Linked DNA regions of Homo sapiens: region 2 is linked to region 1. Evidence: chromatin loops called from intact Hi-C (ENCODE). Cell type or tissue: mammary epithelial cell. All regions are shown on one strand. Each heading gives the region's core, and the rest is flanking DNA. Links, peaks and the distances in the headings are about the cores only. Region 1 holds the start of MIR6855 (microRNA 6855). Region 2 has its middle 8.5 kb from the start of PRRX2.

Region 1 (11,913 bases), core at 3,914-11,913:
TCAGGGACCTGCTCTTTGGATGTTCAAAAGGACATGTGAGGGTCTCTGGAGAGTGAGGAGAGGACCCAGAGTGCCATGGAGGGACCAGCCGGGGCGACTTACAGACTAGCCCAGCAGATCACACGGCCCGCGTCTCGGCTTCGATCTTCTGCTCCCCGTGCAGGTTCTCTGGGCCCAGCGGCTGCGCCACACTCTGGCGGATGGCAATCTCGGGGCCACCTCCATACAGGCTGTTCAGGTAGGTCCAGGTCTCCTCCGAAATCTGCCCGTAGTCAGCTCCTGCAGGGCACGAGAGGCACCCCTAGGCTCACCTTTGCCTCCTCAAGGAAGCCACCGGCCTGGGCAGTGGGGGCTCCGCAGGGCCAGGCCCCGAAGCGGGAAGACGGCAACCAGGGCTTCTATGCAAAGCTGTCAGATGGAAATCAGGATTTCCCAGAGGAATGTCCATCCCGCTAAGGGCCCCGGATAACACATCTCTGGCTGTGTCCCTTGTTCCTGGGGGTGGGGCTGACATAAACAGCAGGGTGGGCAAGGCCAGCAGCAGGCAGAGGGGTGGGACCTGGAGGACACAAGCAGAGACCAAGCCCCTTGGGCCATCTCTCAGCCGCCTGGGTCTGGACTCAGGTGGACGTCTCAGCCTGACTCTAAGACAGGTGGTAAGGGGGCTCCTGGAAGGACGGGACTGGGCAGCAGCCTGGCAGCCAGGAAGGGCAGAGAGGAGCCTGGCTGACCCCAGGGGGAACTCACCCTGCTTCAGCTGGACATGGCCGCTTCCTTTGACCTGTGCAATCCTGCTGTTGTCAATGGGCCCGGGGGGCTCTGCAACAGACACAGCGGGCTCGGGTTCAGCCCCTGCCATGCCCTCCACCCTCCACAGCAGCAGAGCCATCCCAAGTGGGGCCGCCCCAGGCCTGGGGGTCAGCGTGAAGTCTCTAATGGATGAGGCGCCTGAGCCACCCAATGCTCCTCTGTGGCAGTCTGAGGACCCAGCAGAGGGAATTTCCAGGACACACGAGATGGTCTCAGACTCTGTGCTGGCCGCAGGAGCTGCGGTGGATGGCCCATGCCCTTATCTCTGCTGGCAGCTGCCGCTCACCACGCCCCTTCCCCTCTGCCCAGCTATCTCATTTAGCCTCGGCAACCACAGGACAAGACAGAGGTTTACAGAGACAGAGCCGAGGCCTGGGAAGGTGAAGTAACCACTCAGGTCATAGCTGGTAGAAGGCAAGGCCAGCGTCCAGGCCAGGGCGAGGGCTCCGGAGCTACATTCTCAACCACAGCCATGCTGAAGGCCTCAGCCACCACCAGAGAGGCCTCACGGTGGCCCTGGCACCTTCCCCGACTAGCGGGATGGCAATGAGGCCTCCCTTCCCAAGCACAGGTGGGTGCTCATGCTCCACACCAAGGGTCCCGTGAGCAGAACCGTGGGCTCTACCCACCCTGCCGGGCCCCGGAGCCACAGGTTAGATTATGCCCCGAGGGCGCCCCAGCCGAAATTTTTAATGCAGGTTTAATAGTTTAGAGCCTGTGGGCTTCCATGGCTTGGTTCTGCTGTTCTTCACTGGGGACTTGGGGGACCCTGGGAGCTTGTGATGGGGCCTGTCTCCACCTCTGTAAATCCAAGGAGTCAGATGACAAATCTGTCATTTCGGGCGACACACTCCCCTGAGGAAAGGGCCTTGCAGGAGGGCAGAGCAGCTTGCTGGGCATGGCAGGGAGTGGAGAAGGGCAGGGGGCGCAGAGCAGGAGCAGCTTCCTGCCTCTGGGTGGGGACAGTGATCCCCACTGGGGACTGGCAAAGCCCCATGCTCTCTGTTCACCCTGGATGGGTGGCACCTGGGGGCAGGCATGGGGCCTGCAGGAGCCCCTGTGTGCCAGCCCTCCCCTGCCAGCATCCCATCTCCCAGGAGGCCCCCAGGGCAGGTAAGTGCCAGGTCCCCCCTCAGCTCACCGTTGTCCTTCCCCTTGACGAACGCCTCCCACTCCCGGAACCACTGCATGCTGATGCAGTAGATGACGCCCGGCGACTCCTCGGCCTGGAAGGCCTTGTTCAACTGGCAGGCGGGCAGGGACGGGAGGAGACAGAGGGCAGGTCAGTCTCTATTTACCTTCAGCAAGGATTTCCCAAATGCCCCCGCCCCAGTCCCTCACCCAAGAGTCTTACAAAAACACCAGATACTCAAGGTGAAAAATCAAACCCCCAGACAAGCTCAAACAAAATGAACACACCCATCACTCAGAGAGGACGGTGGTAACATTTTGTGGGTCTCTTCAATAACTGTTTGACCCAACTGAGACCACAAGGGAGATTCTACTTTTTGAGAAGGAATCTCACTCTGTCACCCAGGCTGGAGTGCAGTGGCGCGATCTCGGCTTACTGCAACCTCTGCCTCCCAGGTTCAAGCGATTCTCCCACCTCAGCCTCTTGAGTAGCTGGGATTACAGGTGTGTGCCACCACCTGGCTACTTTTTGTGTTTTTAGTAGAGACGGGGTTTCGCCATGTTGGCCAGGCTGGTCTTGAACTCCTGACCTCAGGTGATCCGCCCACCTCGACCTCTCAAAAGTGCTGGGATAACAGGCATGAACCACTGCGCCCGGCCTGGGAGATGCTAATTTTCTCCGGTTGAATAGAATGTGCCTATCTGCTCAGAGAGGCAGCTCTCCTTCTGACAGGAGCATTTTCTTTTTCGAGATGGGGGGTGGTCTCACTCTGTGCCCAGGCGGGAGTGCAGCGGCGCAATCATGGCTCACTGCAGCCTTGACCTCCTGGGCTCAAGTGATCCTCCCACCTCAGCCTCCTGAGTAGGTTGGACCACAGGTGCATACCACTAGGCCCAGCCCTGACAGTCTCTTTTTCGTTTGTGTTCTGAGACAGGGTCTCACTCTATTGCCCAGGCTGCGGTGCAGTGGCATGATCACGGCTCACTGCAGCCTCAACCTCCCAGGCTTAGGTGATCCTCCCAACTCACTCAGCCCTCCAGGTAGCGGGGACTACAGGTACACATCACCATGCCTGGCTAATTTTTGTATTGTTTGTAGAGATGGGGTTTCGCCATGTTGGCCAAGTTGGTCTTGAACTCCTGGGCTCAAGTGATCCACCTGCCTCGGCCTCCCAAAGTGCTGGGATCACAGGCGTGAGCCACCATGCCCAGGCAGCAGAATCATTTCCTAATGGCCACAAAGCACGGGCGTCCCTCAGTGTCTCTCACCAGGCCCTCCCTGTGAGTGGAACACGTCCTAACCCTGTTAGAAGTAGCGTGGCAGGGAGGGAGTGCGCCAGGAGCCTCGCCTGCACTCAGCTCCCTCACAGAAGTCCCTCTTCTAAACACAGTCACACTTGAGTCCTGGTTTGCACCTTGGTTTTCACTTCCTGCTTTATCTTGGGCAGTCTGTAGAGCCCAGTGGTTCTCACCCAGGGCAGGGAGGGTACTCTGCACCCCAGGGGACCCTGGGCAATCTCTGGAGGTCATTTTGGTTGTCACTAGCACTAGTGGGTAGAGGCCAAGAATGCTGCTAAACATCCTACAATGCACAGGACGGCCCCACAATAAAGAATAATTCAGCCCAAAATAACACAGCCAAGGCTGAGAATGGGATCCATCTACTGGTTCTTTAAGCTCAACAGCACCCGGGCGATGAGGCTTCACTTACTCAAGCCAACCCTCCCACCAGGAAAAGCCCTCCTAGACACCTGGCCATCTAGTTCCCCGCAGAAGACTCCTTTCTTTTCTTTTTCTTTTTTTTTTTTTTTTGAGATGGAGTCTTACTCGGTTGCCCAGGCTGGAGCGCAGTGGCACAATCTCAGCTCACTGAAACCTCCGCCTCCCAGGTTCAAGCGATTATCCTGCCTCAGCCTCCCAAGTAGCTGGGATTACAGGCACCTGCCACCAAGCCCAGCTAATTTTTGTATTTTTAGTAGAGACGGGGTTTTGCCATGTTGGCCAGGCTGGTTTCAAACTCCTGACCTCAAGTGATCTGTTCGTCTCAGCCTCCCAAAGTGCTGGGATTACAGGTGTGAGCCACCATGCCCAGCCTCAAAAGACTGCTTTCAAACTTGCTCAGGGACTGCACAGGATTCTTCTGTCCCCAAGTCCCCAGCTGCCCCAGGCAGAGGCTGGCAGAGCCGCCCCCGCGCCGCCTCGCCGCACGCACCTTGATGAAGGTGTCGATCTCGATCCTCCTGCGCTTGGCCAGTGCCTCGATCTCCACCTGGCAGATGGAGCACACGTACAGGTGGTTCACGGCGGGGCCACCCCCGAATCTGTGCCCAGGGTGGGAGAGAGAGACACGGCCTGAGCGGGGTACCAGGGAGGGGAGAGTGATCACTGCCTTCCACTTCCCCCTCAAGCCATCAGTGCCCCCTCAGCGCTGTCGCAGGCCTGCATGCACCTCTGTGTGAGCACCACAGAGCCTGCAACGGAGCAGCGCGCCCACAGCCCAAGGGAGGTCCTGCTTCAAGGCTGAAGAGCAGATGGCCAACACACTCAGCTGTGCTTCAGCAGATGGCCAACACACTCAGCTGTGCTTCAGCCAGTTTCCTGTCCCTTGCCGCTGGAAGGATCCAAGCGGATTCCCACAAACGACATGTGTCATTCTCCATGAGACAAGTGAAGGCGGCTCTGTGCTGCCCACGTGGAGGCCAGAGTGTGGTGTGGGGTCCTGGTGGCATTCCTTCCCTGCCCTCCCCTCTTTTCCTGCCCAGCTGGGCCCTGGACAGGACGGAGACAAGTTGGCCTCCCAGGCTCTCACCTGTTGTACAGGTGCTCCCAGACGTTCTGGGGCAGGATGACCACCAGGTCGTCGATGTAGTGGTATTTGTGGGGCGGGATGCCTGGGAAGAAGGTACAGGGAGCGAAGCTGTGGCTCGGCCCAGCTGCCCACCCTGCTCTCCCACCACAGGGGGCGCCTCACCTCCGTGGGAGCAGAGGAAGGTCTGGTTGGTGATGGGGCCTGGCTCCGCGAAGGTGTTGAACTTGTTGAGCCACTCGCGGGACACGTAGAACCGCAGCAGGCTGGGCTCCCGCATGGCGGCCAGGGACACCACCTGCTGTCGCTCCCGCATGGCCTCCTCGCTGCTCTTCCTGTGGGGTGAGGAGGGGGCGAGAAGCTGTGCCTGACGGCTGCCACCTTCAGACACATGCAGAGCCCCCATCCCAGTGCACCTCGGGCTACCGGCCCTGTCCACCACCTCCTGGGTCCTTCACGGGTCCTGGACATGTGAGCAGCCCCCTGTGCCGCCAGCCAGGGCCCTGGAGAAGGCTCCAAGCTGCCTTCCTGGGTTCCCCACAGCAGCCAGAGGGCTGTTTCTTAACAATCCAAGTCCTTACTTCCCTGGCTTAATCCAGGCGCTGTCCCCTACACACACCCAGAAGGCCCATGGGTCCCAGGGGACGGGGATGGTGAGGTTCCTCCACCAGGCCTGGCCCAGCGCCCACCTGTAGAAGAGTACGTAGCCCTCGGCGTTCTGCACCACCGTCTCGTGGACTTCTGTGACGTACTGGTCATCAAACTCGTACCACTGCCCATTGATCACGTTCTGGCAGTAGGCGATGTAGTGCCCACCTGCGGCGGCAGAGCAGACGGGTCACAGGGATCCTAGCGGATGGGGACGGCAGGGGAGGGGACATGACTCACTGCCTGCCGTGCCGTGGTGGCAGATGACCGAGAGGAGGTCGTAGGTGGTGATCTGGGATGTGCACTCCTTGGCAAGGAAGGGGCGCAGGTCGAGCCCCTCGAGGGGGAAGGAGACGTGGCTGTTGATCTTGAATGAGTACATCACCTCGTGCCGAAAGCGCTTTAGGTGAATGCACAGGATCTGCGGGGACAGAGAGAGCGCCGGTCATCTAGGAAGAAATGATGCGGGCCCTCGCAGCCTTGCCCACGGGCCCAGGACAGCTGATGGGATCATGCAAGCTGACTCCATTGGAACAAATCCAAGAGTTCCACGTGGGGGCCAGACTGGGCTCGCTCTAAGTCACACAGATCACTCCCAGCTCCACTGCTGAGAACTGGACCCCAAGAGCTGCAATGAGCCATCAAGTTTACCAGTTCTGTCGGCACTACCTTTGAGAAGCCACAAAGCCTCCCCGAGCCACCACAGCCCCAACCTGGGCCCCCTCTGCCAGGGCCCTCTCCTCTTTGCTCCAGCCACACGTGCCTTCCTTGGTGCGGACAAGCCTGCTCCTGCACTGGGGTTTTGTCTGTTCCTTCTGTGCCTTCCATCCACGACGCTGACACCAGCCTACACCCTCCAGGCCCCACTCAGACGTTACTCCTCAGAAAGACCCCTGGCAACAGCCCCAGCTGGACCAGCTCTCCTCCCGCCACTCTGCAGCTGGCAGGAGCCATAGCTGTCTCACTGGGGGTGGTAACCCAGTGTCCCACACACCTGCCTCCCATTGGGCCCTCATACAACATGTTAGACAACATGTGCTGAGGCTACCGAGAGAGGGCACCAAGTCACAGTTGGAAAAATGTGCCCCCTGCCAACCCTTCCCAGAGGTTTCTCAGCCAAAGCTATGGAGTCTCCACGGCCCCTGCAGCACAGAAGTGCCCGAGCAGTGGAGCAGGCTCAGCCCCTGCCTGGTGTGTGCTGGTGTGCATCCCGAGATAGCTGAGGAGGAGGCTGCCGAGGCCACTGGCTCACCTCGGGCAACCGCAGGACTTTGCAGTACTTCACTCCGTTCCGCAGCCTGGGGAGGAAGCACGAGCCAGCATCAGTGTCCGGCATCAGGGCCAGGGGCCAGGGAAGCAGCCCTCCACCCGGCTCCCTTCTGGGAAGGCAGGATTATAGGGGGCTCTCTGCAGGAACCCAAGGGGAATATGTAGGGCACAGAAACGGCAGTTAGGGAGAAGGCGGGGGAAGGCTCACTTACTTCTTACACCGCTCACAGCTGTACATGTTGTCACCTAGGGCAGTAAAACAAAGGGTCAGAGGTTAGCAAGGATGCAAAATGAGGGAGCAAAAAAAAGTGACTATAATGATTTCTGCTTAAGAAATAAAACCTGGCTGGGCATGGTGGCTCATGCGTGTAATCCTAGCACTTTGGGAGGCCGAGGCGGGCGGATCCCCTGAGGTCAGGAGTTCGAGGCCAGCCTGGCCAACATGGCGAAACCCCATCTCTACTAAAAATACAAAAATTAGCTGGACGTGGTGGTGCGTGCCTGTAATCCCAGCTACTCAGGAGGCTGAGGTGGGAGAATCGCTCGAACCTGGGGGGCTCGGGGCAGAGGCTGCAGTGAGCTGATGCCACTGCACTCCAGCCTGGGTGACAGAGTAAAACTCCATCTCAAAAAAAAAAAAAAAAAAAGAAGAAGAAAAAGAAAAAGAAATAAAACCTGAGAGGTACTGGAGGGAGGGAAGGCCCTGGCTGGGCCCCACAGCCAGAATCCATACAAGGGAGAAATGGTTATATTTGACCCCAGAAATACTTCAACATCTGTAAGATACCACCAAAAGCAAAATTAAAAGGCAAAAGGCAAAATGGAGGTGGGGTGGGAAGTGCAACATTAATTACAGAAAATGTATTTGAAACAATTTTTTTGAGATAGGGTCTTGCTATGTTGCCCAGGCTGGTCCCAAAGTCCTAGGCTCAGAGGACCCTCAGCCTCCGGAGTAGCTGGGGTCACAGGTACATGCCACCATGACCAGCTTAAAATCTTAATGTATAGTTTCCCCCTCCATGCACACTGTGAAAATTAAGTCAAAATGGGATCAAAGATCTCAATATAAGACCTAAAACTATAAAACTTTTAGGAGAAAAGTAGGAAAAAAGTTTCATGACATTGGATCTGGCGATGATCTCTGAAACACAACACCAAAGGTGCAGGCAACCAAAGCAAAAGACACAAACCACAGAATGAAACGCACCCTACAGGATGGGAGGACAGGGTTATAAGTCACGTATCTGGACACATAAAGAACTCCTCTAACTAACGAGGCCGGCACCGTGGCTCACACCTGTAATCCCAGCACTTTGGGAGGCCAAGGCAGCAAATCCATTTGAGGTCAGGAGTTCGAGACCAACCTGGCCAACATGGCAAAACCCCATCTCTACTAACAATACAAAAATTAGCCAGGTGTGGTGGCACGTGCCTATAATCCCAGCTACTCGGGAGGCTGAGATGGGAGGACTGCTTGCACCCAGGAGGCGGAGGCTGCAGTGAGCCAAGATCATGCCATTGCACTCCAGCCTGGGTGACAGAGTGAGACTCTGTCTCAAGAAAAAAAAGAATCCCTATAACAAGCAACAAAAAACAAAATAGGCAAAAGACTCACATAGATGTTTTTCCAAACACTTACAAATGGCCAACAAGCATATGAAAAGACACTTAACATCACTATCATTAGGAAATGCAAATCAAAACCACAACGAGGCTGGGTGCGGTGGCTCACGCCGGTAATCCCAGCACTTTGGGAGACCAAGGCAGGCGGATCACCTGAGGTCAGGAGTTCAAGACCAGCCTGGCCAACATGGTGAAACCCCATTCTACTAAAAATACAAAAATTAGCCAGCCGTGGTGGCATGTGCCTGTAATCCCAGCTACTCGGGAGGCTGAGGCAGGAGAATCGCTTAAACCCAGGAGGTGGAGGTTGCAATAAGCCGAGATCATGCCATTGCACTCCAGCCTGGGCGTCAAGAGAGAGACTCCGTCTCAAAAACAAAACAAAACAAAACAAAAAAAACGCACAATGAGATACCACCTCATACCCATGAGGTTGACTCCCATCAAAAAAGTAAACAAAATGAGTGTGGACGACGATGTGGAGAAACTGGAACTCTTGTGCGTCACTGGTGGGAATGTGAAATGGGGTGGCCACTGTGGAACCCAGTACGGTGGCTCCTCGAGAAATTAAAAATAGGCATAGACCCAAAGGGATGAAAGAAGAGAGGTGTGCACACCCATGGTCAGAGCAGCATTCCTCACAATAGCTAACAGGGAAGCGGCCTGAGTGTCCACTGACGGATGAACGAATAAGCAGAAAGGCCCCAGCCATCCACACAATGGAACAATAAATAACCAGCATACAAAAGGCAGGGCATTCCGACACACACGCTGCAACGTGGATGAACCCTAAGGACGTTATGCTCAGTAAAAGCCGTCAGTCACAAAATGGCAAGTACTGTATAATTCCACTTCTATGAGGCCTTTAGAGTAGTCACATTCACAGACTTGAATGTGGAGGTTGCCAGGGGCTGGGAGGTGGGAGTAGGGAGCTGTTTCACGGATACTGAGTTTCAGGTTTGCAAGATGTAAAAGTTCTGGAGATGAATGGGGAGGATGGCTGCGTGACCATGTGCATGTATTTAACACTACTCGACTGTGCACTTTCTGTTAAAAACAGCATTTACAATGGTTATGGTGGTAAATTTTACATTTTGTGTATTTTATCGCAATTGAAAATTGGAAATAAAAAAAAAAGAGAGAGTTTTCCCAAAGGTTTAGATGCCAAATAGCCAACGGAGAAAAAGAACAAGAACAGGAATGGGCAATGTTTAAATAAATACATAGAGCCAGTATATTTAACAAAAAATGTAGAAACTCATCAGTAATCAAGGAAATGAAAAATTAACATACATCATTTTTGCCCACCAAATTGGTAAAAATAAAAATAAGTGAACACTCAAGAGCTGCAAGATGATGGGGTTGGGATAGCACATGGCCCTGGTCCAGCGTGGCTGGCAGTGGGCGTGGGTATCTGATGGGATCAACCTTGGAAGCCAAGTCTAGCCTGGCTGTGCATCCCACAAGCCCTGGGCTGCATGCTGGCCTGCTGGGGTCTGCACATCCCCGTCCCCACAACCCTCCACCTCCCCGACCCTTGCCAGCCAGGCCCCTCACCCTTTAACTCATCAGCGGCAAAGAAGGCAGCAAGGCAGTCTTCCAGGGTGACGACAGGCCCCCAAAACCAGCTGGGGGTACAGGATACCACAAACCTACAGACAGAAAAGGAGTGCAGGGGTGCTGCCAGGGCCTGGGCAAGAACAGGAGCTGAAGGGACTCTGGCTGAGGTCTGTCAGGCCTGAGCCGCAGAAGGACCCTGAAGGCCCAGAGAAGCAGCCGGGCACGGCGGGTCGGGGCAGAGGCCTGGAGCCAGACACGTCCGTGTCCTGGGCCGAGTGACATCATCTCTCCGCAAGCCTGGCCTCCTTCATCTGTGTTGCGGCCATGATCATGCTACCCCCTCCCTGGGGTCATGCGGGTCTCTGGCCTCAGGCAGGAGAGGCAGCCCTGGGAAAGCTGCTGCCCTTCCCGCCAACCAGGCCTGTGTCCTGCTGCTGCCCTCCCTTCAACCTGCCATGTGGTCACCTCCCTGCTGTCCATCGCCCTCCAGCTCCAAGGGACTATCCAATCCTGGCCACTTCAAAGTAGCCAAGAAATCCCCTGCATATTAAGCCAACTCCTCTGCAGGCTTCGGCCCCCAGCTCCTCCCAGGACCTCCCTGGTTCCCCAAATGCATGGACTTCACTGTGTACTGTCTCCCGCCCAGGAAAACCAGGACAGGCCCAGCCCATGTCGCCCAGTAGTGGCAAGGTGGGCGCACCGTCGGATGTACTCCACAATGAAGGCCAGCCAGCCCTGGGCGGCATAGCTGTCCCCACAGGCGCCTGGCTTGGCCGGCACATTCTGGTAGATGGCTGAATGGAGCTTGGCCAGGTCCTCCTTTCCAGGAATGGGCAGTGATAAGTCCTGGAACGTTTCCACTGTGGTGGATACCTGTGGGGTTGAAGGTCAGTCTGCTGCCCATCCTCTGGCAATGTCTGCACCCCAAACCCCAAGCAGCAGGTGAGGGGCAGAGGGACTACTCCCCAGGCCATAGACACGGGATCCACGCAGGCAGGGCCCTCCCCTGGATAAAAGCAGGGAGCACCCGTGGAGAGCCCACCCTGCACCCAGTCAGGGCAAGAGCTGCTGAGGCCACTGGCAGCCTGGCCCAGCTCCCCCCATCCCTGGGGCACCCACCCGGTCACAGGTGAGACACTGCACAAGGCTGAGAATGGAGCCGTCAAAGATGTCTGAGATGACGCTGCGGTAGCGCTGCTCCTTCCGCCTCCGGCTGCCAGCACTCAATACCTGGGCTGGGGACACAGCACAGGACTAGCCCAGCCTCCACCTGCCTGGCCGGGGCGAGGTGCGGGCCCTGCGGCTTCCTTTGACAGGATGTGGAGTGACATCCGTGAGTCACATGACTGGGTAAGCAATTCACCATCTCATGCCTCTGTGTCATCCTCTGCAAAACGTGGCTCCCACACTGGTGTCTCAGGGGTGTACCTGAGAGGAGCCCATAGCCCGGCCCTCCGCCACAGGGGGCCATGAGAAAGGCAGCTACGGGCGTAATCTGTACTCCCAGCCTCAAGCTGACCCACCCTCCCGTGCCCCCCGAACCTTTCTTGAGCACGTACGACGGTGCCATCCTCACGGGGCTTGCACGAGGGGGGCTGCTAGACAGCTTGGCATGGCCCTCGTGGTGGTGGACGGGGCTGCAGGGGCGAGAGGAGCTGCGTAGGTGAGCATCATTGTCCGGCTCTGGGGGCAGAGAGGGTACCATGCTGGGCCAGGGCAGCCAGGCCAGCTCCACGAGTGGGCAGGAAGATGACCTGCCAGCCCCTCCTAAAGGGACGAAAGCCTGACCCTAATGTGTCTCCTCTGTCATGTGCCCACTCCTGGCCCCAGCACACAGGCCGGAGCAGACCTGTCCAATCCATGTCCGGCTGGAAGGCTCAGGGCTCTGGGAGAGGGCTCTGAATTGGGCTCCAGCATTATGAGCTAGGGGACCCTGGGCACATCACTGAGCCCCCCCGGAGGCTGACTTCCCCACTGTCATTCGGGTCTAGTGAAGAACCCGTCCCCCGGGGGCTACTGCAGGTCGGCGCTCAGCACCCGGTAGGTACTGGGCCATAGGCTGAGGT
Region 2 (11,913 bases), core at 1,955-9,954, 220 kb after region 1:
CTTCTGGGCCCATGGCCTGGAACACACAGAGGGTACTGTTGACATTGGCCTGTGCAGTCAAAGGGCCTGAGGGATCATCTAGATCATTCCCTTGGAAGACAGATGGGAAAACTGAGGCCAAAAAAAGGTGAAAGCTCTTCTGGAGCTGGGAGAACCATGGAAATTGTTTGGTTTAAGCCCTTTTGTTTTACAGATCAGCAATGCGAGGCCCAGAGCTGGGAAGCGCAGTGTTCCGATCTCTCGGCATGGCCAGTGGCCACAGTGGCTTCTTCCACTCACTCCTGCAATTACTCATCCTACACATGTTGAGAGGTAACTCCATCTCTGTAGCATGATGGCTGTCTGGCACCAGCCTCCTGGGTGCAGATCAAGACCTTGCCTGAGCTTTGAGCAATCTATTTAGCCTCTTTCTCTTGGGGGCCTTAAATGTAAAATGAGCTGACTGGGTGTGGTGGCTCAGGCCTGTAATCCCAGCACTTTGGGAGGCTGAGGTAGGAGGATCTTTTGAGCCCAGAAGTACAAGACCAGCCTGGGCAACATAGTGAGACCTCATCTCTAGAAAAAAAAAGTAGCTGGTGTGGCAATGCATGCCTATAGTCCCCAGCTACTTGGAGGCTGAGATCGGAGGATTGCTTGAGCCTGGGAGGTTGAGCTACAGTGAGCTGTGATGGCACCGCTGCACTCCAGCCTGGGCAGCAGAGTGAGACCCTATCTCTCTTTTTTTTTTAATTTAATTTTATTTATTTATTTATTTATTTTTAGTATTTATTGATCATTCTTGGGTGTTTCTCGCAGGGGGGGATTTGGCAGGGTCATAGGACAATAGTGGAGGGAAGGTCAGCAGATAAAGAGACCCTATCTCAAAAAAAAAAAAAAAAAGAAAGAAAGAAAAAGAAAAAGAAAATGAGCTGTTAGGAGGATTAAATAAACCAATGTATAAATAAAGGACACCTGGTACCTAGTGAGCATTTAATACATGTTAACAATGATTATTTTTTAAATATCTGGCTGGGCGCAGTGGCTCATGCCTGTAATCCCAGCACTTTGGGAGGCTGAGGCGGGCAGATCACCTGAGGTCAGGAGTTTGAGACCAGCCTGGCCAACATGGTGAAACCCCATCTCTACTAAAAATACAAAAAATTAGCTGGGTGTGGTGGCGGGCACCTGTAATCCCAGCTACCCAGGAGGCTGAGGCAGGAGAATTGCTTGAACCCGGGAGGCAGAGGTTGCAGTGATCCAAGATCTCGCCATTGCACTGCAGCCTGGGCAACAAGAGTGAAACTCTGTCTCAAAAAATAAATAAATACATAAATACATAAAACAAATAAAATAAACATATGTTCTGAGAAGTAGACAGGGCAAGGATGGTGAACTCGGACTGTGCAGCTGAGGGACATGGGTATGAATCTACCCACTGCCATTTACTGGCTGCGTGGCCTTGAATATGTCACTTGCCCATCCTCCCTGAGTCTGTCCCATCGTCTGTAAAATAGGAATAGTAGAGGAGCCAATCCAAAGGGTTCTTGTGGATTTACCATCATTATTGTTGCTGCCTATTCCCTTGCCCAGCCTGGGGATAAGGGCTGGGGTTGGGGCAGGGATGGAAGGGTGGGGCAAAGGGCATAGACTGCTGCACTGTGCAATAAGACAAGAAAGCAATAAGACAAGAAAAAGGGATGAACTAAAAATAATTCGAATATATCTTTGTAGCTTATCTCTATATATCTAGAGAGATGAAGAAAGTTCTATAATATACAGTCCTACATATAGTTTTATGTTTAGGATTGTATACTATAGTCCTATGTTATAAAAGTGGAAGTATGTTTACCTCCTGTTTTATAACCTGCTGAGCATGAGCGTCAGCTCTGATCCAGCCTGGGAATACACCCAAGGAAACTCCAGGGAATCCCAGGAGGGCAGAACTCAGGGACTCATCACCCCAAAGGGATATGGCTAAAAATAAATCATTTCATGATGATTTTGATAAATCTGAGAGGCTAACCCAGAAGAGGAAATGGAGGGCAAATAGGATTCCCATTCAGAACCTCTCAGATCAACTTGTGGTTACTGAGCCGGGCACTGCAGCCAGCCAGGGAGAAAGGGAAGGGAAAGAAAGAGGGCCCCTGCTCACCAGATGGGATTCGCGGAGAAGGAGCTGATTATTCACTGGTGGTTCCATTTGAGGCTAAGTTCTAGGTCTGACCTTCAGTGAAAACTCATATTTGCCCCAGTCTCAAAAGCTCACATGTTAAAAATGAAAAGGTAACTTTTCTTATTGCAAAAGTAATATGTTATGGTTGAGATTTTAGAAAGCATCATTAGAATTAAGAGAATAAAAATCACCTATAACCCATTCCTAAAAGGCCTTAACACACACACGAGGCGTTCAAGACTTTTTCCTTTTTTTTTTGAGATGGAGTTTTGCTCTTGTTGCCCAGGCTGGAGTGCAATGGCGTAATCTCGGCTCACCACAACCTCTGCCTCCCAGGTTCAAGTGATTCTCTTGCCTCAGCCTCCCGAGTAGCTGAGATTACGGGCATATACCACCATGCCCAGCTAATTTTTGTATTTTTTAGTAGAGATGGGGTTTCTCCATGTTGGTCAGGTTGGTCTTGAACTCCTGACCTCAGGTGATCCGCCCACCTCGTCTTCCCAAAGTGCTGGAATTACAGGTGTGAACCACTACGCCCGGCCACTATGGGCTTTCGTTAAGGCTCCTAAACTCTTTAGGCTTCAGTTTCCCCATTTGCTTTTTCCTTTCCTTTTCTTTCTTTCTTTCTTTGTTTTTTTTTTTTGTTTGTTTGTTTTTGTTTTTTTTGAACAGGGGGTCTCACTCTGTCTCTGTCATCCAGGCTGGAGTGCAATGGCACAATCTCGGCTTACTGCAACATCTGCCTCCCAGGTTCAAGCGATTCTCCTGCCACAGCCTCCGGAGTAGCTGAGATTACGGGCATACAGCACCACACCCAGCTAATTTTTGTACTTTTTAGTAGAGACGGCGTTTCTCCATGTTGGTCAGGCTGGTCTGGAACTCCTGACCTCAGGTGATCCGCCCACCTTGGCTTCCCAAAGTGCTGGGATTATAGGCGTGAGCCACCGCGCCTGGCCACACCGTTATTTTCTTAAGAATAAATACCTAGAATGGCCGGGCGCGGTGGCTCACGCCTGTAATCCCAGCACTTTGCGAGGCCGAGGCGGGCAGATCACAAGGTCAGGAGATCGAGACCATCCTGGCTAACACGGTGAAACCCCGTCTCTACTAAAAATACAAAAAAATTAGCCGGGCGTGGTGGCGGGCGCCTGTAGTCCCAGCTACTTGGGAGGCTGAGCCAGGAGAATGGCGTGAACCCGGGAGGCGGAGTGTGCAGTGAATCGAGGTCGCGCCACTGCGCTCCAGCCTGGGCAACAGAGCGAGACTCCATCACACACACACACACACACACACACACACACACACACACACACACACACACACAAAGAATAAATACCTAGAATAGGCTGTGGTGGGCAAATAATGACCTTCCAAAGGTGTTTATATCATAATCCCTGGGACCCATGAATGTGTTAAAGGGGAATTAAGGTAACAGATGGAATTAAGCCTGCCTATCGGCTGACTTTAACACTGGAGAATTGTTCTGGATTATCTGGCTGGGCCCCATATAGTAATCACAAGTGGAAAAGGGAGGCAGCAGAGTTGCTGTCGGAGTGATGTGATGTGAGAAAGACTCTATTGGCTGTTGCTGGCTTTGAAGATGGAGGAAGGCAGCCACAAGCCAAGGAACGCAGGTAGCCTCCAGGAGCTGGAAAAAGCAGGAAACAGAATCCAGAAGGAAATACAGCCCCGCCAGCCCCTGGATTGTAGCCCGGGACTTCTGACTCCAAGAAAGCTAAGATAATCAATTTGTGTTTTATTTATTTATTTATTTATTTTTGAGACAGAGCGAGCACTCTGTTGCCCAGGCTGGAGTGCAGTGGCACCATCTCAGCTCACTGTAACCTCCACCTCCTGGGTTCGCGCGATTCTTGTGCCTCAGCCTCCTCAGTAGCTGGGATTACAGGTGTGCGCCACCATGCCTGGCTAATTTTTGTATTTTTAGTAGAGACGGGGTTTCACCATGTTGACCAGGCTGGTCTTGAACTCCTGACCTCAAGTGATCCATCCACCTCAGCCTCCCAAAGTGCTGGGACTACAGGCTTGAGCCACCACGCCTGGCCCAATTTGTGTTTTTAAAATCATAGGTTTGTGATAAGTTGTTGTTTTGTTTTGTGTTTTTGAGACAAAGTCTCATTCCATTGCTCAGGCTGGAGTGCAGTGGTGTGATCATAGCTCACTGCAGCCTTGACTTCCCGGGCTCAGGCCATCCTCCCACCTCAGCCTCCGGAGTAGCTGGGACTAAGGTGCAGGCCACCACACCCGACTAATTTTTTGTAGGGATGGGATTTCACCACATTGCCCAGGCTGATCTCAAGCTCCTGGTCTCAAGTAATGCACCCACCTCGGCCTCCCAAAGTGCTGAGATTACAGGTGTGAGCCACCTCACCAGCCTGTGATGAGTTGTAACAACAAATAGAAAACTAACATACTGGGCTGGACGTGGTGGCTCACGCCTGTAATCTCAGCACTTTGTGAGGCTGAGGCGGGTGGATTCCCTGAGCTCAGGAGTTCGAGACCAGCCTGGGCAACATGGTGAAACCCTGTCTCTACTAAAAATACAAAAAATTAGCCAGGCGTGGCGGCATGCACCTGTAGTCCCAGCTACTCAGGAGGCTGAGGCAGGAGAATTGCTTGAACCTGGGAGGAGGAGGTTGCAGTGAGCAAGATTGCGCCACTGCACTCCAGCCTGGCGACGGAGCAAGACTCTGTCTCTAAACAGCAACAACAACAAAAAACTAACACACTGGGTCAAAGATTCTACACAGATTGAAGACTTTTGATAATATTACCACTTTGTCTTCAGAAAGGTTGTATCAACTTCTACTCCTGGCAGCTTCTCTGTATCCTTGCTAGCACAAACTACTATAATTTACTTTAAATTTCAAAAGGTATTTCTCTGTTTCAATCTGCATATCTGGAGTTATTGCTAAAGGTAAGTGTCTGATATTTAATGGCCACTTGCGTTTCTTACTTGTGAAATGTCTGTTTATATTCACTACCCATTTTATTTTATTTTATTGAGATGGAGTCTCACTCTGTTACCCAGGCTGGAAGGCAGAAGGGAAATCTCAGCTCACTGAAACCTCTACCTCCCAGGTTCAAGCGACTATTGTGTCTCAGCCTCCTGAGTAGCTGGGATTACAGGCAGACAGGGTTTCGCCGTGTTGGCCAGGCTGGTCTTGAACTCCTGACCTCAAGTGATCCATCTGCCTTGGCCTCCCAAAGTGCTGGGATTACAGGTGTGAGACACCGCACCCGGCCTCACGACTGATTTTCCACTGGAACAGTTCTCTATTTCTTACTGAGTTACATTAGTGTCATTCTTTTTTTTTTTTTTTTTTTTTTTTTTTTGAGACGGAGTCTTGCTCTGTCACCCAGGCTGGAGTGCAGTGGTGCCATCTGGGCTCGCTGCAAGCTCTGCCTCCCTGGTTCACGCCATTCTCCTGCCTCAGCATCCCAAGTAGCTGGGACTACAGGCGCCCGCCACCAAGCCCGGCTAATTTTTTATATGTTTAGTAGAGATGGGGTTTCACTGTGTTAGCCAGGATGGTCTTGATCTCCTGACCTCATGATCCGCCCACCTCGGCCTCCCAAAGTGGTGGGATTACTGGCGTGAGCCACCATGCCCGGCCTAGTGTCATTTTTAAACCATCACAACCTCTGCAAGACACTTGATCGTCAATGACTCAAGGACTAGGCCCGTTTCACAGATGGGGAAACAGAGACCAAGGACAAGATGGAATCCTGCAGCCCTTCTGGTTCAGTTGATCAGCCCCTGCAGCCACAGACCCAAGAGCCTGTTCTGAAGAAGGCAATTGAACAGGGAGGGGACACAGAGGCACACAGGCGAAGTTGTGCTCACTGCTGTGTGTCTGGGGAATCATAAACACCGCAGGCTGATGTGACTCAGACATGACTAGGTGTGACCGTGACAGACCACAGCGTTCTGTAAATATTGTGTCAGGCTGAGATTACAGTGGAGCTCCCTGCTCATCCCAGACCCCAGTCTATCCCCTGGGAAGTGGAGGCTGAGCTCGGGGGGGTAGAATATCTGGCTATCTCTCTTGGCTCGCTGCTCAACATTTCCTAGCCTTGGTTTCCTTCCTGAGGATCTCCTGACTGGGATACCCTGCTGAAGTAAGTGACTGGTGCTCAGCTCTTGGTGAGGGTTGAAATCGTACACCCCTTTGAAAAAGGTTCTGACCTACTTGCAAATTCAAAGATAAAGATGAGCTCCACAATAGCAGGGTCCCACTTAAGGAGCCTTACTGTAAGCCAGGCAATGTATTAATACTAAACCGTATTGTCTCAAAGCCTCCTTACGACTCTCATGCAAGGAAGGGAAACTGAGGCTCAGAGATCTTAAGCTCTGTGTCCCAGTAAGTTTGTCAGCCTCTCAATCATCACGCCAAGTTGTTCCATGAGAATTAAGGGCCAGGAAGTTATCTTTTTTTCCTTGAAGAATTATAGTCTCTCCTTTAAAAAAACAACAAACAAACAAACAAAAAAACAAATAATGAAACCTGGGCAACCTGCTGTATTCCCCTTTTTGCCTTGGCTACCAGGAAACCCAGAGCTAGTGTTATGATGTAATCACAGTAGCTCTATCTGTCCAGGTGGCAAGTCAGTGTATTAGCCCCCCTTTTCTTCTCCTCCCACATGGTTCTTTGTTTTCCTGTTTTTGTTTTAAATCTTTTATAGGTGCTGGCCCCACATTCGACACTCTCCAGCTGCCGGACATTGATTGGGTCACTTCACCTCTCTGGGTTTCAGTTTCCATCCTTGTGAAGCCATAGGTAATAATAGCACCTCCCTGCTAGGGTTCTGAGAATCAAATGAAAAGATCCATGTATAATAAAAAGCCTAGCAGGAGCCCATATGTTGAAAATATTCAGTGAACATCACCTATGGATGGGAAGAAAGGCTTCGAGAAAGCCAACATAGAGAGAGAACCTGTCCTAAGTGGGAAGATCCTGCTGGGTTCAAGGCCGGTCCCACTGTGGGCTTGCGTGTGACTTTAGGCAACTCACTTCCCTCTCTGAGCCTCAGCTTCCTCACTGTAAGCTGTTTGCTGTGCCCTCTTGACGCTGTAGATGAGAGTCCAAAGACTTTGTGTGTCCTTTTCACCATGAAGTCCCCAAAGCCTTACACAGGAGAAACTGCTACAGGAGGCGGGGGCAGCTGGCACATAGCAGGGCTCCCTACACGGCGAGCCCAAGAGTGAGCATCTGGTGGAATGCTGGTGGTCAGGGTCTCCACTGCCCACCTGGCAGGAAATGACCGGCACCAGGGTGGTGGACTGTACTTTGGCCAATCCTGTGGGGGCTGTTAGGTAGGTTGGAATCCTGAGGACCCAGCAGAGCAAGGACAGGCCCAGATCTGGGTGTGGAAACAAATGACAAGCTACTTTTGGGTGCCTACTTGGCGCAGGGCTCCAGGAGAGCAGGGCTGTAGGCCAGGCAACCCCCTTGCCACCCCTCAGGGACTGCAGGCTTCACAGGGAGCCCAATGGGAAACAATCCTGAATGATTCACACCACCATGATTTATTGAGCACCTACTATACACTGAGGCATCCCGGGTGTGCACCGGGCCGTGAACCCCAGTGGGCCTCTTGAGGAGATGCTACGGTCCAGCTGTGGCAGCCTGGTTACTGCAGACTGAACTCGGACAGGCTTGACCACTCTTCCAACAAAGACGTCTTCCAAACTGTGGGCTTTGGGTTTCTGGGACAGACACAGCTCCCAGGATGACCCTTGCTGGAGAACTCCCTTCAGTTACAAATGGGGAAACTGAGGCTCGGAGAAGAAAGGACTAACCGCGAATCTGGGACCCAACTCCCACTACTGCTCTCCAAATTGTCTCCTGGCAAACTTTCCCCACTCTCCCCTGTCGTTCCTTCCCTGGGAGTCGTGGGAAGGATGCCTGAGGCGAGGGGCACAGGCTGAGGCCTGGGGGGCCCTGAGACTTCCCAGAGCCTTCTGGAGCCCTCAGGGCCTGCCTTCCTCCCTCCCCGGGCCCTACATCTTGCTGCGATTCCCCTGCGGTGCGGTGGAGCTGTGTGAGGCTGTCCACTGCACACAGCGTGGGGGGGCATGTGAGGATGGGGAGCACAGTGGCTGACGACCAGGCGGGGCTGAGGATTGGGACCAGGCTCTCAGCTCACGGGCTTAATTGGGGATATAATAGTTATTATTATTTATAACTTACTCTTGAACCCGCGCCAGGAGGGTGTATTCACAGCCTGCACGATCCAGGCAGGCGTTAAATAATTAAACCAAGGGCCTAATCGGCGGCGAAACTCCCCGTGGGCTCCCACTTCCTTAGTCCGCTGATTGCTGATATTTTGGGAGTGAAATATGATCATGTTTACGATCAAAGAGATCAGAGTTCCAAAGGAAAGAAACGGAAAAAAGGAGGAGGGGGTGCGGACTCTTCCAGTTTTCTTTTCCTCTGAGTTAGTGGTCTGGTAAAGTTTCTTTAAACGTGCAAAGATTTACACACCTTTCTGCAGGCAGCCTTAAATTACTCCCCGATCCCTCACACATTTCCCTGAGCAGTGCAGGAACAGTAAGTCATTGAGAAAGGAGCAGGCCTCCCCGTAATCACTCCGGCAGCCTTTGAGAAAGAGAATGTCTAATGACTTTTTTTGAAGTCGAGGTCAAGGTTTTTTAAATAAAACAATCTGTATTAATGCAATTTCCTTTTTAGCTGTAGCATTGGATTTTTTTTTTTCTTTTTGGAAATAGGAGGCAGGGCAGGGAAGGACATCATTTTTCTCTCACCAGACAACGCGTCCCTAATGAGATACATTTATTTAAAAATCTGTATATCATCACCCTGTCAGGGCCTCCAAGCGGGACCCTGAGCCTCCCCGTTGGTTTGTTTCAGATTAGCGGGACGTGTGAATGGCCCTGCAGTCTGGCTTGCTCTCCCGGCCACTGGTCTTCCCTCTCCCTCTCCCTCCCGGGGAGTTCAGTGCAGGTAGCCGTATTTTATGCCCCACCATACCCTGCCCCATCAAATCACCCAGATCTCAGTACAGCAAATTTGGCCTCGGATCCTGGCCTCGGGTCCTCCACCCTCCCACCCACACCCCACCTGCCTCCCGCTGCTCAGCCCTGAATCCTCAGATTCCTGGAGGCCTCCCTCCTTTGCCCCAGGAGGAAATAGCGCCCAGTGGTGATGCCAGTGACTCCGCCCCACACAGATCTGAGTTCGAGTCCCAGCTCTGCCTCTCACCAGCCCACTCACTGAGCCAGCCCCCAGTTTCCTCAAACCTTCGTGTCTTGACAACAAGCCTGGGGTCCACTAAACAGCAGCGGCCACCATCCGGGACTGGGGAGGGGCACTGGGGATAAAGCTGTGATCAGATGGCCCAGAAATGCAGGGAAGTCACTGAGCCAATATTGATAGCGAATGTAGGAGCAAGAAGATCAGGGACCATAAGGGAGGGGGAGAGAGGGGTATCAGGGAGGGCTTCCCTGAGGAAGAGGCATTCAGCCCACTGTTTTTGTTTGTTTGTTTGTTTTTTGAGACAGAGTCTCACTCTGTCACCCAGACTAAAATGCAGTGGCACAATCTTGGCTCACTGCAACCTCCACCTCCCAGGTTCAAGTGATTCTTGTGCTTCAGCCTCCCAAGTAGCTGGGATTACAGACATGCACCACCATGCCCAACTAATTTTTGTATTTTTAGTAGAGACGGGGTTTCACCATGTTGGCCAGGTTGGTCTCGAACTCCCGACATCAGGTGAGCCGTCCACCTTGGCCTCCCAAAGTGCTGGAATTACAGGCGTCAGCCACTGCATTCGGCCTGTTTTTCCTTTTCTTTTCTTTCTTTTCTTTTTTTTTTTTTTTTTTTTGAGACAGGGTCTCACTCAGTTACCCAGACTGGAGTGCAGCGGTGCAATCACAGCTCACTGCAACCTCAATCTCCCGGGCTCAAGCGATCCTCCCACCGCAGCCTCCCTAGTGGCTGGGACTACAGACACACACCACCACACCTGGCTAATTTTTTTATTTTTTATTTTTAGTAGAGATGAGGTCTTGCTGTGTTGCTCAGGCTGGTCTCCAACTCCTAAGCTCAAGCAATTCTCCCATCTCAGCCTCCCAAAGTGCTGGGATTACAGGTGTGAGCCACCGTGCCCAGCTGAGCCCACTCTTGCAGGTGGAGCTGCATTCAGTAGGTGTAGGAGGGCCAGGTCTAGATGTGGCCAGGCAGGAGACCTAGCACGTGCAAAGGATCCTCAGAGCACCTGGCTTTACCTGCTCCCGGGGGCTGCAACTCACAGTAGCATTTTTGGTATCACTGTGCCTCACTTTCCCCTGCATGCCCAAGAGCTCAAGTTTTATATATATATATATATAAAATATATAAATTTCTATTTTATATAAAAATTATATATATAAATTTTATATAAAAATATATAAGTATATATATTTACATATATATATATATATATTTTTTTTTTTTTTTTTTTTTTGAGACAGAATCTCACTCTGTGGCCCAGGCTGGAGTGCAGTGGCGCGATCTCGGCTCACTGCAGGCTCCACCTCCCGGGTTCACGCCATTCTCCTGCCTCAGCCTCCGGAGTAGCTGGGACTACAGGCATCCGCCACCACGCCCGGCCTATATATATTTTTTGAGACAGAATCTCACTCTGTCGCCCAGTCTGGAGTGCAGTGGCATGATCTTGGCTCACTGCAACCTCTGCCTCCCGGGTTCAAGTGATTCTCTTGCCTCAGCCTCCCGAATAGCTGGGACTACAGGTGCGCACCACCATGACCCGCTAATTTTTGTTGTTGTAGTAGAGACAGGGTTTCACCATGTTGGCCAGGCTGGTCTCGAACTCCTGACCTCAGGTGATCTGCCTGCCTCAGCCCCCCAAAGTGCTGGGATTACAGGCATGAGCCACCACGCCCGGCCTCAAGTTATATTTTTAAACTCTGTATGCACCAAGGTTATGGGACATCCATAGGTGCCTGGCCATCTGTAGACCTGGCCCCCCTACATCTCCTGAATGCGGCTGCACCTGCAAGAATGGGCTCGGCTGGGCACGGTGGCTCACGCCTGTAATCCCAGTACTTTGGGAGGCCGAGGTAGGAGGATTGCTTGAGCTTAGGAGTTGGAGACCAGCCTGAGCAACACAGCAAGACCTCATCTCTACTAAAAATGTACCAAGCTCTTTCCTCTGCTCACCCTGGGCTGGACACTGGGGACCAGGTAGAGTGGCCTCTGCCCTTGGGGCCACAGCCAAGAGAGGAAGACTGAAGTCGGCCGTTCCACTCACGCAGTGGAGGAGAATGCAGGTGCCACGGCAGAAGCAGGATTGGACATCAGTCACCCTGGCAGGATGGGAGTAGGGAAGGGGCCCCTGGCTGTCTGGGGACGAGGGCTCCTCTAGGGGGAAGTCTCTGCAGGGGCTGAAGCCAGCTTTGAAGCAGGTAGCAAGGGGCTGGAGTTGGGTTTTAGGAGCCGGTGTTGAGTCTTAGAGGGGAGAGGGTTACCCCAGAGGTTGCTTGCCCAGGCCAGAGGCCATGTTCTCCGCCTGCAGGCATGGCTGAAAGGCCTTTGGGAGACTCGTGTGGGCCTGGGCGCTCTGGAACCTGGGAGGAACCAGTAAGCTTGGAGACCGGGGACAGATGGCTCATGTCATATGCTGGAAACTGTCTGAAAGAGGGGACCAGGCCAGTGTCAGATAGCTCGGCCTTGGGGGTCAAGGTGAGAAAACCATCCGCCATTCCCAGGCCATGAACA

The links. A loop is a pair of places that touch in the nucleus more often than their neighbours do. Peaks named below come from ENCODE experiments on the same cell type or tissue, not always from the same donor. Only the 100,000 strongest peaks of a DNase experiment are listed, where the experiment ranks them.
Region 2: a loop joins it to region 1, with 11 times the contacts of the local background. A loop is called at or near these places in 3 of 110 quality-filtered maps.

The regions. Positions count from the first base shown.
Region 1 is chr9:129,868,479-129,880,391 of GRCh38, reverse strand. USP20 (ubiquitin specific peptidase 20) reads right to left here. Exons shown (of 26, transcript NM_001110303.4): 12 at 11,390-11,530; 13 at 10,967-11,082; 14 at 10,548-10,720; 15 at 9,845-9,939; 16 at 6,877-6,910; 17 at 6,648-6,693; 18 at 5,636-5,816; 19 at 5,437-5,563; 20 at 4,913-5,082; 21 at 4,751-4,832; 22 at 4,154-4,262; 23 at 1,952-2,054; 24 at 748-819; 25 at 103-279. The coding sequence ends at 119. MIR6855 (microRNA 6855) reads right to left here and starts at 10,787; the gene lies at 10,721-10,787. RefSeq lists enhancers at 5,527-6,027, 9,673-10,172. In mammary epithelial cell, for the core only: no CTCF peak of the experiment used is centred there; no DNase peak of the experiment used is centred there.
Region 2 is chr9:129,651,162-129,663,074 of GRCh38, reverse strand. No RefSeq gene overlaps it. Among named protein-coding and RNA genes, the nearest start is that of PRRX2, 8.5 kb to the left of the region's middle. In mammary epithelial cell, for the core only: no CTCF peak of the experiment used is centred there; a DNase peak (open chromatin) is centred at 6,054; H3K27me3 peaks cover 284 bases.